Regions from separate parts of the Homo sapiens genome. Here region 2 is linked to region 1. The links are chromatin loops, found by intact Hi-C in ENCODE. Cell type or tissue: sigmoid colon. All regions are shown on one strand. Links, peaks and the distances in the headings refer to the core of each region. The heading gives the core; the rest is flanking DNA.

The links. Hi-C counts contacts between places; a loop is a spot of excess contacts. Peaks named below come from ENCODE experiments on the same cell type or tissue, not always from the same donor. Only the 100,000 strongest peaks of a DNase experiment are listed, where the experiment ranks them.
Region 2: it touches region 1 in a loop (3-fold over the local background); 3 of 110 quality-filtered maps call a loop at or near these places.

The regions. Positions count from the first base shown.
Region 1 is chrX:138,643,365-138,648,739 of GRCh38, reverse strand. All of the region lies in intron 3 of FGF13 (fibroblast growth factor 13), which reads left to right. Among named protein-coding and RNA genes, the nearest start is that of MIR504, 22 kb to the left of the region's middle. In sigmoid colon, for the core only: no CTCF peak of the experiment used is centred there; a DNase peak (open chromatin) is centred at 2,269.
Region 2 is chrX:138,709,559-138,714,933 of GRCh38, reverse strand. FGF13 (fibroblast growth factor 13) reads left to right here and starts at 3,217. Exons shown (of 5, transcript NM_004114.5): 1 at 3,217-4,117. The coding sequence starts at 3,931. FGF13-AS1 (FGF13 antisense RNA 1) reads right to left here and starts at 2,827. Exons shown (of 3, transcript NR_038405.1): 1 at 2,792-2,827; 2 at 125-210. In sigmoid colon, for the core only: a CTCF peak has its summit at 2,685 (motif pointing right); a DNase peak (open chromatin) is centred at 2,713; H3K4me3 peaks cover 2,912 bases.

The sequences.
Region 1 (5,375 bases), core at 83-5,082:
TGGCAGCCTTGCACAAGTGCACTGCCTGCTAAATCACAGTGTGAGGAAGCATGACATGACACAACTGGGATGTTCGAGAACTGCAAGTCATTTTTCAGGATTTAAAAAAAATAATACTGCAGAACATAAGAAAGAGATTTAGGAGGAATTAGTTACATACTCCTTGTGACCTAATGATTCTCTCTCTACCCACAGAGACTATCTTACCCTTGAAGCACAGTAATTGGTTTGTAGGAGATATTTTTCCATTCATAAGAAAAAAATATCTCCTACTTTTCATCCTGGACTTATTTCTCCAATCTGGCTTGAGTTGAGGAATCTTATGCTAGAGTTGTAGGAGAGCAGGTGCCAGATTGTGGAGGGCCTTGAACGCCCGGCCAGGGAGTTTAGATTTTATCCTGTAGGCAGCAGAGAGCCATTAAAAGATTTTGAGCAGGAGGAATGTAAAAAATAGGACTTGATTTGGATGCACGCTTAGTATAAAAGTGCAATGATAAGATATATTAAGGGAGTGTTACGGTTCTGTTCACAGCATGAATATAACTGTAGGATTCATCTCTACTAGCTGACTAGTTCAGTTTTTATAGCATGCAAATTTTCAGAGCCAGCTGTAAGAGGTTGATGGTAAAAGAACAAAGTACGAATTGATCATGTGAATGTAATTGTAAGGAGGGATTTTTAAATGATCAAGATCACTGGTAACACAGAATAGTAATCATTTTAAAGGGTGACTGTAGAATTATTTGTTATTTTGTTTGAGTTATCTGAAACCACTTCTATGCTATATAATTACCTTAAGTTTTAAGTGCTCCCTGCAGGGATAATTTATGCATTTTGCATTCTCATGCAAATACTTTAACAGTCTACATTGTTGAAAATAGAACTGAACATTATTTCAGATAGGTAATGGTTGTACAAAGCTTATGAAGTATTCATCATTTTTATATATTCTCATGGTTTATATTATATTACTGTGTTGTGTTTTCAGCTACAGTGATACTTAGGTAACAAATATTTGAAAATTTAAATTGCATGTTTTGATAAAGAACTGTAATTTGCCAATTTCAAAATTTAATGTCATCAAAATCCTTTTAAAATATTAATATAAAATGTTGCAGTATTTCAGGAAATACAAGGCAAGCCAAATTTAATTTAAGCTACTAGGGGCTCAGTTATGAATTGTAGCTAGATACGTGGCCAAACACTCCCGTAAAGCATTGCATTTTTAGGATTCAGGCTTCACCGCAGTGGTTTCTGTAGAGCCATAATATAAGATGATAATCATAAACAGCATCACAGGCGATGGCAGTTTAGTCGTAAATAGGAAACCGTTGTCTTGTTCACTGCAACATAGCTACACATGTAAGCATTATATATCCCTTGTGAAAATGTGATTCACTTTATGATGGTGACATTCATATTTCAAAGTGTCTTGTTTTAATGAGCTTTCACAGGATTTCTTTGCACCAATCTTGAACTTCTCAAGAGTCCTGGATTTCCTTTTTTTTTTTTTTTTTTTTCCCCAGAGATGGATGTGCATTAAGCATAGGAAAACCTCCAGGAAGAAATATGTTTACTCCTCTGTTTGGCTCCTCTATAGACACTAACTTTACAGAAGAACTTTACTTACCTTGGGCAGCCTATCGGATTTCACCCTGAGCTCTGAGCACAGCTGGGAGTTTGGACAGTAAAGAGATGTCTTCTCCAGCAAAGGGGAGACAACTTACTTTCCAGCCTTCCCCGTTAAACATTCACGGGTGAGGGTGGTGGATATTTCTCAAAGTCCACAGGTTTATAGAATTGGGGAAAGCAAATGGCCCATTTTTTTAACTTTCTGTGTTTTCACTCTCTGTTGTCTTTCTCCGCTTTGTATTTCTGTGTTTCGCTCTGTCTCTCTCATGTATGTATGCATGTGAGTGCACACATACACACACACGAATCTGACTAAATAATTTATATATCTCCTTATATGTGTTACCTGCGTCTGTACCTGAAAAGGCAGAAGCCTAATTTCAGTAAAGGTGCTCTAGGGTCATTTCCTGAATACCTCTAGAGTAGAGTTCACTGGAAATAAAAAACCCAACATGTGCCCAAACTCAGTTGTGAGTATTTTTGCAGTAGAAGAGTGAACTTTTCATGCCATGATCTAGGAGAATGTTAAGTGGACAGATTTATATAAGATAAATGGAATGCTGCTGCCCGTTGTAATGGAAAAAGAAGCGGCCTAGGGGATAGGCTGCCTGGCTTGGCTTCTGCTCTGTGTCAGACCTCTTCCTACCCTCTGGAACTCAGGATCAGTTGGAGCTCCTGGATCTTCAGTGTCTTGCAGCCCCAGAAATATCACATGCCAGTACCAGCTACCGTAAACAGATTCCAGCTTCCTCTAGAAGGAGCTGCTTCCCTGCACTGGATTAGTTCTCCAGCAGAAAGTGTTAATGCCAGGTTCCAGTGTATTAGCATCTCTTGTTTCATTTCTTTGACTCTAAAACAAGCTCTTTAGAGATTTTTTTAAAAGTCTACCAAAACCCATTATAATCATTACTTTTGTTATCATTACTTTTGTTAAACTGTCCCTTACCTGTCACTTGAATGCCATAACTATTCAAGCAGTTGTAGAAAACTTTAAATGTAGGCACTGCTTAAACATAAAATACTGTTATATTTTTCATTATTGTTATTAGTAATCTACATTATGAAAGTAGAACTAGTAAAACAGTGGTTTGGAACAAAAGAAGTGAGATAATAACATTGTAGTTTTGTAGCATAGTAATTAAAGTGAGATGTGTAAATGTCATCTGGCCTATTAATATGGAATTATTTCACAAATCCCTTTATTATCATGTGGTCTCACTGATACACATTATAGTAATTCTAGTATTAGATTCTTAGAATATTTTAAGCGCTAAATCAAAGGCTCATGCATTGTCATCCTTGAAAAGGAATCACTACTGTAAGCATTTCTCACACATACAATTAATGTGTAGCATTAGCCCCTCACAGAAATGGAAAGGTGCTTTTCTTCTCTGTTTTTATTGACCACCACCAGTTTTTATACCAATTTCAAGTTGCGGGGTGGGGAGAATACTACATTTTCTTATATATCACACAAATGGAAAGTTAAAGGAAGGGAAGAGATCTGGTAGTTGTCGAGCATTTCCACTTAAGCTAACTGCTTCCCCATGCCTTCTGTGATCTTCCGTATGAAGCACATGATGCTGTCCCCATCTTGCAGATGCAGGATCAGAAAACACACGAATTGCCTACAGTCAGAAAACTTGGAAGTGGAAGAGGCAACTTTGAGCTGAGCTCTTCAAAAGGGCCAGGGCACACAAATAGGAGGGAGGGCTGAGCCTTCAGCAAACGTTGAAGTTGCGCATTTAGAAGGGAGTTGGCATTACAGCTGTTGTCTACCCAGTGACTACTCTGTGGGTGAAAAGGTGCACTTGCAATTGAGTTTATTTTAAAAATGACTTGTTAAGGGCACCATTGCTGTGATTTTCTCACCTGTGAGGTGGGAGGAACTCTCCTCTCAGGCCAGAGGGAAGTAATTACTGAGAGGTGCCTTCAAGAGTAAAGCAGATTGTTATATATTTCAAAGGGGGCTGTCACAGTGCCTGGGACACAGTAGGCTTTCATTAAATCCTAGATTAGAATTAATTCTTCTATTTGGGTCTCAAATGAATAAATTGGCTCCCTCCATTCAGATTCGTGACAAATGACTGCCACTAGCATCCTCTCATGTAGCTCCTTTCAAGGGGCTGATGAGTAGAAATGCATTCTTCATAAAAAAGGTTCCTCTCTTTAGCACTTGTTATCCTCAGCAGTCATTTGCAGATGTAATGTGATGCAGCAGTTTAATAGTCCTCTGCAGCACCATTCTCATCCATTCAAATCCTTGGTTTATAGATGAGGCCTTTGCACCTTGCCCTGTGACACCAGCTTTTATGTTTTGCAGCAGAAAGAATGCTATAGTGACTTCCATTTGAGCAGTTGCTGTTGGCTAGCATTACTTTCCTACTTGTTCAAGAAAGTCTCCTTTCAAAGTTTTTGAAGAAGCAGACTCCTAATTACTGTGACACTTTTCTTCAGAGACAAACCCTACCAAATGTAACAGAGCTGCTATCCAATGTGTGTCAAAAGTGTGATTCTCAAAGATTCCTGGCCAGGTGCGGTGGCTCACACCTGTAATCCCAGCACTTTGCGAGGCCAAGGCAGGTGGATCACCTGAGGTCAGGAGTTCGGGACCAGCCTGGCCAACATGGTAAAACCCCGTCTCTACTAAAAAAATACAAAAATTAGCCAGGTGTGGTGGCCCTTGCCTGTAATCCCAGCTACTTGGAAGGCTGAGGCAGGAGAATCCCTTGAACCCGGGAGGTGGAGGTTGCAGGGAGCCAAGATCATGCCATTGTACTCCAGCCTGGGCAACAGAACGAGACTCCATCTCAAAAAAGAAAAGAAAAAAAAAATCCTGAGGTACAAGAATATAATATGCACCCACCTTGGTATCATTTTATTTTTAATAGGCCTTGCCAGAGCTTTTCAATTCATCTAGGAGGAAAGGACCTTTGTCTTGTGCATGACAGTTGGTTGGATCTCTGTGAAAATTTTTCAGAGCTCCTAAGCTTTGAATTTTTAGTCAAGTGCTTGCAACAGCTATTTAAAAAGACACAACCTACTAAGCTTGTTCTCCTGATAACATGTACTTCAGAACTCATATTCTTGCAGCTGGATTTAGATCCCACTCTGAAGTCAGTACAGAGAAGAGGACTGCCACAAATGAGAAAGCTTCATAGTAGCAGAGACTATGTATCCAATAGGCACAAATTAATTACAGAGAATGGCTAAAAGACTAGAAGGTTTGTTTTTAGAAATCATATCTGATATTTGATTCACCTTTCAAAACACATAGATCAACACTGCCATTAAAAAAACCAATATACTGAATTAATACACATAATAAGCAGGTTAATAGGGGGTTTTTTAGGGGGTTATTCACCTTAGAGAAGTGTTCTTCGCTTGAAATAAAAAATTCCACAGATTTCTGTTAAACAGTGAGATGCCCTAATAAGTTTTAAAATATACAACAGTTCACACAGTCTCTCTAGAACATATTTTATGTAAAATGAATTACACCCTCTGCCACCTAATTGGATTGCCTAAACAATCCGTATCCTTCTGCAGGGTTAAGGTCAGACTAACACAGTCTTGGGCCAGTCACACAGTCTTGAAGACATATGGCCTATCTCTCTTCTTTGTCACGAGTCTCAACAAGCTACTTCCATGTCAAAATGTATTTGCTGACCAGTCTTGCAGGAGAGTGAGGCGTTTGGATCATGTAATTTTTGTATCACGACAAAAATAACCCATCTTAGCCT
Region 2 (5,375 bases), core at 228-5,227, 66 kb before region 1:
CAAAAGAGAATTCTTTATTACTTCCCCTACACAAATGTCGTACTATTGGCCCAGGATGGCAGTGGGACAGCAAAGACAAGCAAAATATGCTTCTCTAGGATTGGCTGCAATTCTTTCATTATACCTTCTCAAGATGGATGTGACTTTGGCATAGTTTCCTGTTGGAGATTTGAAAGTAATATTCACATTCGTCTCTGAAATTTTAAGCACCTGGGAAATAGACATGAGAGTTAGGAAAACGCGAACATATCTGCTTTGTGTGTGTGTGTGTGCGCGCGCGTGTGTGCGTGTGTGGAGTTTCGCTCTTATCGCCCAGGCTGGAGTGTGGTGGCCTGATCTTGGCTCACTGCAACCTCCGCCTCCCGGGTTCAAGCGATTCTCATGCCTCAGGCTCCCAAGAAGCTGGGACTACAGGCAGGCGCCACCATGCCTGGCTAATTTTGTATTTTTAGTAGAGACAGGGTTTCACCATGTTGGCCAGGCTGGTCTCAAACTCCTGACCTCAGGTGATCTGCTTGCCTCAGCCTCCCAAAATTCTGGGATAACAGGCGTGAGGCACTACGCCTGGCCAATATCTGCATTATTAATGGTTAAGTTCATTGAGCAATATGATTTGGACCCAATTTCAAAATGGTTTTCTTTCACTTTCTGCCCCAGATTGAATTTACCCTCTGGTCACAGGCCTTTGTGAGTTCTCTTTGTGGAAGAGAGAGGAGAATGAATGAGGTCCGTAGACAGACAGATCACAGAGAGATGCCCCCTTCTCAAGTCTCATTAATAATGTGCCATGCATTTTCCTGTTCATGAAAACAAAAGATTCAAGGGGGTCAGGATATAAAAAGACAGAAATATCTTTTGTGGGTTGGCAGGAACATGTGACAGAGGGAGAGTCTCGTTCCCCCTCCCCCATACTCTTCATTTTTCAATATTATACAATTTAATCAGGGAGAGAAGGATTAGAGCAAGAAGGACATCTACAAACACGTGTAGAATCACCTGGTTATCAGCCTTGGCCCAGTGGTTCCATGAGCTTATGTGGATGGTAGACAGGAGTTAGAAACAAAAGGATGTATTTACAGTTTGTGTTTGCAAATTTGTAATAAATGCCCCCGCCATTCTTATTATATATTCCTGAAGTCTTCTCTGAGTCTGTTTACCTCTAATATGTACCACAGAGTGTCCACACCAATAATTCTACAGGCGTCCTGAAAATACCTTATGAATGGTGTTTGCAGAAGCAAACAGTGAGAGCTATCTGAGAGGAGAAGTGGAGGAAAAACGGTGTGGGAAAGCCCTTATGATTTTCTCAATACCATCTCTTCTTCTAAGGTCTATCCCCTTCCTGAATCAGAACTTCATCCTTCTTTAGCTTTTGCATGCCTGCTCTGGGTCAGGATCCCAAGAGAGAAATGAGAGTAGGAACAAAAGGCCCTTGGGGTTGGTGCTTGGCAGAAGGTAAAAACATGCAGAGAATAAGCAGAGACCTTGTACCTGTTCATCACCCACCCCAAATATTTGGGCTTGATCAAAGCTTCTCCTGACCCCTCTTTATGTAAGATATTTCCCTTCATGGTATCTGGAATTTAAACAACAATCACAAACATTTTGAACTAGGAAATAGCCTCCTACTCTTCAGAATCAATATCAATCAGTCATTCCTCAGGGATTTATTTTTCCCTATGAATCAAATTTTAAAGAAGTGGATACTTGAATAGACTTGAGGTGTTAAAACTCTCGTCTACCTTGTCCTCCCTTTTCATTTGGGAAAGCCAAAAGCACAAAAGAGTAGGTAGAAAATGTCAGACCCTTTGGCATCATTCTCCTGTAACTATCAGTCTCAACCCACTGCAACCTTTACCCCAGTCTGCCTTGCAGACACACAGTGGTGCTTCTGATGGAGCAAGAGACATTTCAAGATTGCAGAGAAGTGGAAGGAGGGGTAGCAACAGCTTCCCCTGTGAAGCAATGGAATCTACAGAAGGGTCCGGTGATTCAGCTCTTATGGGCTAAGAAGCCTGAAAGCATTTCAGTGTTGCTGAGTCCGAGCTTGTTTGTTGGGTAGTCAGGCAAGGAAAAAAGGGCTAGAGTCTGAAGATAAGCTGAGCATCTGGTTTTGCATCTACATTAGTTCTGAAAAGAGGTGATGGGGGTGCCATGTAGGAGTCCAGTAAAGACGGTGTAGGGCTGCCAGGTAGTAGAGCTGCTCTATTTTGCTTCCTAGTTGGCCTCAGAAATCAAGTAAAATAGTCAAATAATTGTGTCTGTTTGAAGGTAGGGATGTAGACAGGCCATTTCTCTTTGCTGCATTTCTGGCCTCAAAACCTCTTCTTTCTTTTCCTCCAGAATAAAATATAACACAGGGAGAGGACAGAACTTGTTAATAGACTGAGGCCAGCAAAAAGCCAGACTGGTTCCTGAATTGGAGGGAAGGAGGCTGCCTGACTTTGGAGGAGCAGAAAAAAATAAGTTAGGAGATTAGAGATGGGCCACAGCTTAAATAGAGAGGTTCGACTCTGCATTTCCCAAATACGTAATGCTTACGGTACACGACCCAAGCTCTCTGCTTGAATCCCAAATCTGAGCGGACAGATGAGGGGGCGCAGAGGAAAAACAGGTTTTGGACCCTACAAATTGGCTTGAAATGAAAAGTCAGCAAAAACCACTGGGTGGCAGCGTGGTGTGCGGGCGCAGCTCTGCAGTGTCTGCTTCTGCTGCTACCGCTGGGGCTGAACCCGTCTGGGGACTCTGGCCTCCTCCCCTGAATGGCTACAAGTGTCGCCAAGCAAAATACCTCTGCGCGGGTGGGTGAGGGTTCTCCGGGTTGTTGGTGCGTCCAAGCCTGAGGCAGGGATCTGGCGAACTTCTGAGGGGCTCCAGCCCGAGCACAATCTGGTCAGCTCAAACACTGAGGAAACACCCCCACCACTCCATCCCCCAATGCCGAGCAAACCCCCGCTCCGTCAGCCCAACTACCTCATCTCAGTTCCTCCTCCATCACTGTTTCCTCCCGAAGCTCCTTTCGGGAAAAGGAGGGGAGAAGGATTTGGACGACTGGGGCAGTGCGGAAGCCCCTACAGGTGTTAGCCGGAACGGGCGGCCGGGGACTTGGGGGGGTGGGGGTGGGGGTGGGGGTGGGAGGGGCGGCCTGCGGCTCCGAGCCTACGGGCTCAGCCCCGGGAGGGAGGGGCCGTCGCGGGAGGGGGCTGCAAGGAGGCTGTCGCGCTGTTCCGGAGGGTGCCTGCGGCGGCTGAATTCCTGTGCTGCGACTGTGCCGCGCCCAGAGCAGCAGCAACAGCGAAGATGCGAGGCCATTACCTGTTTGATCCCTGTCGGAAACCTGGCACGGGCCAACTTTTCCCGATTATCACGCCAAGAAGTTGCAAGGACTAGTCGAAGACTCGGAGGGGCCAGGGCGAGGGCGCGCTCCCCCGCGCGCTGCCTCGTCCCTCCTCCGTCCGGCCGCCCGAGCTCCCGGCCTCTCTCCCGCCCGCGCTCACTCCCTCCGCCCGCCTCCCTCCTCTGGCCCCCATCAGAAGGGCAACAGGGCGAGGGGGTCCGGCGAAATTCGGACCGGAGCAGCTGGACATGCACGGTGTCCGCCGGGCGCAGGGGCCGACCACACGCAGTCGCGCAGTTCAGCATCCGCGTGCCAGTCTCGCCCGCGATCCCGGGCCCGGGGCTGTGGCGTCGACTCCGACCCAGGCAGCCAGCAGCCCGCGCGGGAGCCGGACCGCCGCCGGAGGAGCTCGGACGGCATGCTGAGCCCCCTCCTTGGCTGAAGCCCGAGTGCGGAGAAGCCCGGGCAAACGCAGGCTAAGGAGACCAAAGCGGCGAAGTCGCGAGACAGCGGACAAGCAGCGGAGGAGAAGGAGGAGGAGGCGAACCCAGAGAGGGGCAGCAAAAGAAGCGGTGGTGGTGGGCGTCGTGGCCATGGCGGCGGCTATCGCCAGCTCGCTCATCCGTCAGAAGAGGCAAGCCCGCGAGCGCGAGAAATCCAACGCCTGCAAGTGTGTCAGCAGCCCCAGCAAAGGCAAGACCAGCTGCGACAAAAACAAGTTAAATGTCTTTTCCCGGGTCAAACTCTTCGGCTCCAAGAAGAGGCGCAGAAGAAGACCAGGTCGGAAAGGGCTTTTGCTTTCTTTTCCCCATACTTTACGAGTGAGGTGGGGGCGGTGGGGAGCAGGTATGTAGCATAGGTGAGTTTGTTGGTGGCCCATCTTGTGCAGAAGAGGCCACCTAGCCTGTGTGCGTGCGTGGGAAGGCGCTGGCTTTCTTGCCTCCGTAACAGTAACACGCTTGCTGCATTGCAACTGCCCTGGGACAGGCGCAGAGCCTGGGGGCATACTCTGCCCTGGGTGGCTTGCCCTCAGCTTCGGACATGTCACATATGTGCATGCCCGGTGGGCTCTGGGCAGGCGTGACCCAGACATGGCTGTGATATGTATGGCGTGGAAATTGCAGGCGCAGAGCTGGGCAGACACCATCCTCCCGTCCCCAGGAGAGCCTGGGGAATCCCTCTCTTGCTTTTATCTCTGCCTCAGACCCTTCCCCTCCAGCTTCCACCTCCAAGGGATGTGGGCTTCTGCTGTCTAGGCATTGCGTTTCTTTGATGACTTTTAAGCTTTTTGGGACAGACTTGACTTGTGGTGCAGCTTCGAAATGTTTGCTGGGGCGGGGGGAGGGGGGATTTCTAGAACCTTGTTGCAAAGAGCTGAGAGATTTGGTTAGACTTAGTGTAATCGGTTACATGCTACTAAAATGCGGTGTTGAAGAGGGGATTTAAGCTCATACCCAGACTGTGGTGCTTTTGAACATTTTCAGTGGTAGGAGTAGCGCGATATTCCAGCGACTGGAAATTCAGCTCTAGGTGTCAGGTTGCGTCAAGGCAGACCTTCAGGCGAGCATGCAGTTTATTTGCCATTCTTAACCAAATGAATCTTTTACACTCTTTTCTGCCTTTTACTAGATAAATATTACAAAAAAAATAAGAGTCACCGATCTGTTATTTCTCCATTTATGTGTGCTACACCCTGGGATGGAAAAGCAGACATAACGTTTTCTGTTTGCACAAAGTTTTTAATGCATTAACTGTAAATTAGGCTTGTTTCAAAAAGGCTTAAGTGGTTGCAAAGCATGCTTATGTGGCTCGAATAATCACATAAATATTATTTCAGCGCAGGAGTCTATATTCAGTAAAAGAAAATTTTGGATAACATGGCTGTTATTGGTAAATGAGACACTTGATTGATCTATGGTTATTCATAATTGAAAATCATTTTAATTAAGAACTCATATTTTTGATAATCATACTTCTGATATGAAATTTGAAAAATTAGTATGCACTGATTTTTTCCTTCCTACCAACAAAAACCCTG